Regions from separate parts of the Mus musculus genome. Here regions 2 and 3 are each linked to region 1. A link is a loop called in an ENCODE intact Hi-C map of the cell type or tissue named here. Cell type or tissue: heart. All regions are shown on one strand. Region 1 has its middle 24 kb from the start of Myzap. Region 2 overlaps Myzap (myocardial zonula adherens protein). Region 3 holds the start of Polr2m (polymerase (RNA) II (DNA directed) polypeptide M).

What was found. Peaks named below come from ENCODE experiments on the same cell type or tissue, not always from the same donor. Only the 100,000 strongest peaks of a DNase experiment are listed, where the experiment ranks them.
Region 2: it touches region 1 in a loop (6-fold over the local background); 34 of 42 quality-filtered maps call a loop at or near these places.
Region 3: it touches region 1 in a loop (3-fold over the local background); 3 of 42 quality-filtered maps call a loop at or near these places.

The regions. Positions count from the first base shown.
Region 1 is chr9:71,614,845-71,617,344 of GRCm38, forward strand. No RefSeq gene overlaps it. Among named protein-coding and RNA genes, the nearest start is that of Myzap, 24 kb to the left of the region's middle. In heart, CTCF peaks have their summits at 19 (motif pointing left) and 1,538 (motif pointing left); a DNase peak (open chromatin) is centred at 1,537.
Region 2 is chr9:71,542,468-71,544,967 of GRCm38, forward strand. All of the region lies in intron 10 of Myzap (myocardial zonula adherens protein), which reads right to left. Among named protein-coding and RNA genes, the nearest start is that of Myzap, 49 kb to the right of the region's middle. In heart, a CTCF peak has its summit at 1,508 (motif pointing right); a DNase peak (open chromatin) is centred at 1,584; H3K27ac peaks cover 456 bases.
Region 3 is chr9:71,484,677-71,487,176 of GRCm38, forward strand. Polr2m (polymerase (RNA) II (DNA directed) polypeptide M) reads right to left here and starts at 1,307. Exons shown (of 4, transcript NM_178602.3): 1 at 1,008-1,307. The coding sequence starts at 1,120. In heart, no CTCF peak of the experiment used is centred here; a DNase peak (open chromatin) is centred at 1,325; H3K4me3 peaks cover 1,632 bases; H3K27ac peaks cover 1,817 bases.

The sequences.
Region 1 (2,500 bases):
CACAGCGCCCTCTTCTGGTCATTGTTGGTATTGCATGCACATTGTGCCTATGAATATATACCAGCAAACTACCAACAACAACAAAAAAAATCTTAAAAATGTTTTTAAATTTTCTCCCTCCTTCCCTCTTTCCTCTCTTTCCTCCTCCTCTCTACTCTCTTGCTCCACCCTGCTTCTTTCCTTTCTGCCTCCCCCTCTTCCTTCTTCTCTCCTCCCCTTCTCTTTCTCCCTCCAATCTCACTGCTTTTGAGATAAGCTCTTATTACATAGCTCAGGCTGGCCTTGAACTCATAATCATCTGCTTCAGCCTCCTGAGGACTGAGGCTATAGGCACACGTCACCTCATCCAGCAGTCTCTTTCAATAACGAGTCTATGTGAGGGAGGGAGAAACCCTGATGACTGTCGCCAGCCCGGAAGATAGGGTACACTCACATGCAATAGCAATTACCACTTCTGAAATACACTGGGAACTTTTCAAAGGGCTCGGAGTGAAACCACAAGTCATCTAGGCCCAAGGAAGCAGAGGGAGAGGACTGACCTGGGCCTCAAAGCTTGGACCATGACTCTACTCAGCATTGACTATCCACCAGACACTTGGATAGGAGGACAGACTTCCACACCTTCCCAGGATGGCCCTGGGGCAGGGAGGAGTCCTGGGTGACAGAATGGGTGTGACAGGTGCTTGGTAAACAAGACAGGAAACTGTCTTACTCAGGATGACACCTGGCTATCTGTAGTACTATGGCCTTGTGAGAGCTGGCCTCTGCTGAGACATGGTTGCCAGCAAACAGTCTCCATGACCCTGGACTAGCCTGTCTTTCTTGGACCTTATGGTTCCCTCTCCAGACTCTAACTCCCCTCACCGCATCAGTACCCAGGGCTGTTGAACCCCCACCCCATTGCCCACATAAGGCTTTGTTTATCCCAAAATACCTAGTAGTAAACAATGTGTGAGTGTAAAATAGCTGCCAGCAACTATAGTCAACTAACAAACCCCTCCCCCAATCCAAGACCATCGCTGCCTTCCCAAGCCGCTAAAGCCAGTTATTTCCCCTTTCCTTATTTAAGGAAATAGGGCTAGGCTGTTCCTATCTGTCCCTAGCTGCTTCCTACATGGAAGAAGAACCCACCCTCACCTGGATTCAGCTTTCTGTTACTAAGGAAATTTGCCCATCACTTCCAAATTTGTCCCAATCTATCAGGAGTAGAGTGTCCTGTCAGTTTTACATCCGTGACCTTTCTGTGTGACCTTAGAAGCTATCAGATCTGCCCTCTTCCTACCGGCGGGGCTTATAGAAAGTTCTAGGGACCTGATAGAGGGCGTTTGGATTGGAAGTGAAAGAAGATATCTACAGAAAGCACAAGAGTCAACCCCCCAGTAGCTTCCATCCACACTGCCCCTTGGATTCTGGGAAGCCTAATGTTGTGGTTGATTGGCCATGATTGATATGAAAGACCTAAAGCAGAAACAACTTTAAGTCTTTCTGTTTCTGCGGTGTTCACCCTGGGGTAACTGCTGTGCTCTCTGCTGCCACCCAGTGGCTGTATTGACAAAGACCAGATGGGAAATTTAATCTGGAGGCTCTTAACAATGGGGCCTGGGACCAACAACAGCCGGTCTTAAATCCTCAAGGTTATTCTGAAGCACATTCAAGTTTTCGGAGCAGTCAAAGGGGCTTTCTGACAAGCTTCATTACCCAAGTTCAATCCCCAGGACCCAAATAGGGGAAGGAGAGAACTCACTGCTGCAAGGTGTCCTGGACCTCCACATAAGGAAGCTGGCACATGCAACTACACATATGCAATCAATCAATCAATCAATCAGTCAATCAATCAATCAATCAATCAATGTGATTTTTAAACATTAAAAATATAAAAAGAACTAAAACTCTCCAGTTGTGTTAAATTTTTTTTCAATCTCCTTCTCAGGGAAGATGAAGCCTGGAAATGGTATTTAAGCTCCTCAAAAATTATGGTGCCAGGAGCCGGGGAGATGGCTCTGTGAAGCCCTTGGAGGAGAAGCAGAAGGACCGAGCTCTGATCCCAAGAGCCCACATAAAAAGCTAGGCACTGCCGCACATATGTGCACCTCTGGCCTCTCTGTAGGCACGCATACCACCTACACGCTGTACACACACACAACACGGCTCCAAATCTTTTCCAACTGCATCTTCAGTCAGTCTCCATTTATCCTGGGCTCTAACTCAGTTGAGGTCCAAATATCACCCCTGTTTTCGCATTTCTAAAGATGCGTTCACTGGGAAGGTGATTACTACAAAATAAAAGGCTCCAAGACTTCACCTATTTCCAGGTCCCCTCAGACACCACCCAGGAAGCCTTCTCCTATTGATTGCTGTGGCAGATATGGTCATTTACATTTTGAACCTCACACTTCGTTTTTCTGTGAATCAAAACTTAATTTTTACTTAATAATGAGTTCTTAGTGGGCTTTTTTGACCCACCAAAGCTCATTGTCTGAGCCCTCTTTGTCCCAGCATT
Region 2 (2,500 bases), 72 kb before region 1:
GTGTTGACTGAAGTGGGAATTCAGCATTCCTTAGTGACTAATTCAGTATGCAGTTTTCCAAACGAGGCCCAAGTGACCTGGGGTGATTGACTTGTGACTTTGTAGATTTTGTCACAATGAAGGGAAGTTCTCAGAGAAAGCCACGCCTGTGTTAAGGAGCCTACAAGGCTGGGCGGCTGATGAGAACGTGCTGATTGTGGGGAGTAGGAATGTTGCAGGTCCAGAGGCAAATGATCTCGGGCTGTTATTAATTGCCCAGCTGTGTCTGACTTTGTGAGTGTCATGTGAAACCTTCTGAGGTATATTACCATAATAGGCCATTAGTAGTCAACCATCCAAAGCTAAGAGCATCATCAGACAGCTCCTACGACATATGACAGAGATTTCCCCACCTGCCAATTCTCCTAATGATGTATTTGAAAAGTGCCTTGATTTATGGCTTCCTTTTGCTCTGTAACGATAGAGACTTCACAACATTATCATTTGGGGGTACCCTAAATGCATGTTCCCAGGTCATGATCATTCAATTCTGACTCCAGAATAAACTCTCTCATTCCCTTTGAGGTGTGTGTGTATGTGTGTGTGTGTGTGTGTGTGTGTATCCTCTTTATGTAAAGCAATGACAAAGCTGAGATCACAGTAACAGATACAGTCTAAAAAAAGAGACGGTTCTTTGTCTAAGAACACGGTGGAGCTGGTGAGATGGCTCTGTGGATAAAGGCACTTGCTGTGCAAGCCAGGCCGCCTGGGTTTGATCCCTAGAACTTGGGTAAAGGTGGAAGGAGAAAATCCACTCCATAGAGATATCCTCTGACCTCTACATGTGTCTTGAGGCAAGTGTGTATGCATCTGTGCACATGCACGCGCGCGCGCGCGCGCGCGCACACACACACACACACACACAATAAGAAAAAATAAAATAAAGAATATTGCCAAAGTCAGCAGATTTCCACCAAGTATCCCTGCAGGCCACACGGAATCCTGGAGCAACACTAGCAAGCTCCGGGATCAACCCCTCTCTTTGTAAAGGGATGCACCTGCGATCTGGGGCTGAATACTGACTCTGAGCAGCCAATGTACACTGAATGGGACCCGACGCTTTCCTCATTGAGAGTGCCACCCGGTGGCTCTAGCCTGGCCCTGCACCTGAGCCTGCACCTCCCCTGGTTCCACAAGACCTGTTTCTAAGACCACAGTCAGCTCCAGGGCCTCTCTTCGGCCATATCCTCTCCTGTGCTCCCAACTCCCGCTGATTCCTACAGCTCCGGGCTCATTTCCAGCTTGGTGGCTCCTCTGGACGAGCTCACCTGTCCATGGCACTCGGCCACATTTCTAACTTCAAACAAGGCATCTTCATAAACACCCACAATAGTTAAGGTTTTTAAATTATTCTCTCTTTTTTTCTGTTGATGTGACCACAATGTGCTAGACAAACTTATTATTTTTACTTCCCAATTTAAAGATCTTAAATTCAGAATACTTTTAAAACTCTCCTCTCACTGTTAGAACCCAGAAGCCGGTAGGTGGCGCTAGTGCCACTCACAGTGCTGGCTCACAGCGCTGGCCTTTTCATTACACTGACGTCCATACTCGGGTATGAGAAGCGTGCGAGGGAAATGTGAACTAAAAGGCATGAATGCCAGACACTGCACACGTCCCTGTTTAAACACACACCACACACATGCGGGGTCAGCCCTCTGTGCTCCAACCACTGTGGATTCAACCACCTGCATATTAAAATTATTTGAAAAAATAAAATTACATCTGTGTTGAGCATGTACCGATTCCCCCCTCATCGTTATTCTCTAAACAACACAGAAAAACAACAATTTACACTGTCTTTAGTAGTATATGTGATCTATAAATGATTTGAGATACACAGAAAGGAGACTGGAGAGGCAGTTCAGCAGTTAAGAGTACTTGCTGCTCTTCCAGAGGGCCACATCTCCAGTAGCTCACAACCACATGTGACGCCAGCTCCAGGGGGATCTGACACTCTCTGCTGACTGAAACAAGTAGTGAACTCATATAGGGCACACACACACACTCTCCAAAGTAATTCTTTAATAAAAAAAAATTAAATCTTAAAAACAAAACAAAACAAAAAACATAGAAGGATTAGGCCTGGAGTATACAAAGACCATGCCATCTACATAGGAGACTTGACCATCCAAAAATGTTGGAATCCTTAGAAGGTTCTAGAACAAAATGCCTCAGATGCTGAGAGCCAAACATATGTATATGTTTCCTTCACTCTCTTTAATTAGGAGCATTTATCATACTCTGGAGAGAGGATATAAAACACACTATTCTGAACTTGTCTGGAAGGACCATTTTTAAAAAAAATCTCTGATTTTGGTGTCAGTCTCAACTCCTTTTAGACAAGGGTTTAACTGATCCAAGAGCCAATCAATCTAGGGCTTACACATAGTCTTTCTAATACTAGATATGAGCAGACGCCCTTGTGTGAGGAAAGAAGATTGCATAACTTAAGGCATCC
Region 3 (2,500 bases), 130 kb before region 1:
AGAAGGTTAATTCACTGCTAAAATTAACAACCCAATCTTGAAAAGTCAAAATACCTACCTGTTTCTAGTAGGAACCCCTCCTGCCAAATGGTCATTGGCTCCTTTCCCTCAGTGACAAAAATTCCCTTTCTGGTTCTTTTCCTTGGTTATATAACAAACAGGAGAAGGGGGCTAAACCTTGGGTCCTCTATTTTTCCTGATACATTTATTCCCACGTTTTCAACAGTATTAATGCCTCTCTGCAACTGAGTTCCTCTCGGTTTTTTTCAGCCTTCTCTCTCTTGTGCCTAATACTCATTCCTCTGGGTTTTAATCGGTTGGCTTTTAATTAACTAAATGCCTGCAATTACTCCCTCAACTGAATACGCCCAAAATAAAAAATTAACCTAAAATCCATCCCTCTCTCCCAATTTTCCCATTATTCTTTGTTGCTCCCCAGAAACTTCAACCACCTGTTAACTATTAATATATATTTGTCTCCAAATTATTACACCAGTTCCCCCAATCCCTCGATTGCCTTCATGGTCCATTTTTCCCTCCTTGCTGAAAAAAAAACCTCTCAGAAAATATCCTTTTGGCGTCTTCCTTCAATCCTGTTCCTAAACAAAGCTGCCTTTAGGCAATCAGCTATCATCTTCTCCCCACTACGCATGAACCAAACTTTCCAGCCCGCTCTCCAAATCTATGGTTGGGGAAAGAGTGGGGCTTCAGATAGAGAGAAGGAAATCCCACACGTTCCGATCAAGAGGCTTTGGTACCGGAGCTCGTTCAAAGCTGTAGTGCGAACATGAAATCGAGCAGGCGCGGCTGCCGAGTGAGGGCCGGGCAGCATGGAGCCATGCCCGCGCACAGGACAGGCCTGGCTCGGGAGGCCTGGCCACGCAAGGTCACCTTCGCGCGCCAGGCCGCGGGGCGGGGCGGGAGACCAAGTCCCCGGATCCCGATCCCTGAGAGCCTGTTCCCTGATCCCGATCCCCCGCAACCGCGACCCCAGGGCCACCGCTTACTCGTTGCGCAAAAGTCTCTCCTGGCGCCTCAACCTCTCCCGCAGCTCCGCCGAACTCTGCCGCCCCAAGTCCTCGGGAGCTGGGGGCTCGAAGCCGCGGGGCAGCGAGAACATTGCGCACGGGCTGCGGCTGGCGCGGCGGGCAGGGATCCCCGGCGGGGCCCACGGCGGGCGCTGGCTCCGCGGCCGGCGGCGACTCTGGAGCGCGAGCGGGAGTCGCCATTTTCCCGGAAGAGCACGGCTTCTCCGAGCCGAAGGGAGCTTTATTGAAATGCCGGAAACGGACAGGCCAGGACGAGGGGACGCCCGAGGAAGCGTGCAGGGGCGGAAGTTACATCACCGCCAAGGCGTCTGGGTTTGGCGGGCTTTCTCTGGATGGGCCTTTTGCTTTCCCGGCTTTTCGCCTGTGCACTGGGAAATATAGGACACTCAAGTCAAAGACTTACAAACTCACTTCTAATAAGTAAAATATGACGAAAGTAATAGAGCGTCGCATCTACGATTAAGCAATCAAAGTTTTGGACAAAAAATTTACAGGGATTCCTGAATGGACATTAATCACAGTTAAAATAAATAACGGGGTTATAATGATGGCTCAGTGGCTAAGAGGGCATACTGCTTTTGCAGTATGCCAGAGTTTGGGTACCAGTGCCCCTGTTGGGTAGCTTACAAATGCCTTTAGACTGCAGCTCCAGGGCACTTCACAAACTCTGGCTTCTCCAGACACCTGCGCACAAACACACACACATTAACATAATTTAGTCTTCAAAAAATAACAAGTGACCAATATAGCTAGCTATAATAAAATGCATATTAGAAACAATATAGTCAGGTATGGTCGTGCATGCCTTTAAGTCTGGCTGACTGAGTTCAAGGCCAGCCTGATCTACATAGTGAATTCGAGGTTGCAAAGTGACTCTGTCTCAAACAAAACAAGATTTGAATATTTGAGCAAGTCAGAATATCAGGAATTAGAAAGGTCGACCATGTCAACTGTTGGAAATAATGAAGAGCGACTGAGATTCCTACAGACTGCTAATGGGGGAGCAGAGGATGCAAAATAGTACAGCGTCTTTGGCAAGTAGTTGGACAGTTTCTGATTCGGGCTTTGCTGCCCTGCCCCTTTTTTATTGCTAGGCAGTATTGCATTGTGAGTTGTGTGTTTATGCTGAAGGATATTTGAGTTGTTTTCAGTTCTTAATGATCACAGATCAAGTCACTGTCAACATTTTTAATAGATGTTCATGTCAACATAAACTCTCATTTCTCTTAAGAGTGGGCTTATTAAGCCATATTAACAAAGGGAATAGAAAGGAAGAACGGCTCCACTCTTGACTTCCACGGCCTGAGAAATTCCTCTAATCTTTTAGGGATTTCAAACCAGGGTTTGTAACTTTGATGCTGAAAATATTCAGGACTAGGAGAATAGGAGTCTAATAAAAAATATTTTCATACAGGCCTAAGTATGAGTGTTCAGAGATATAAAAGTGCTCA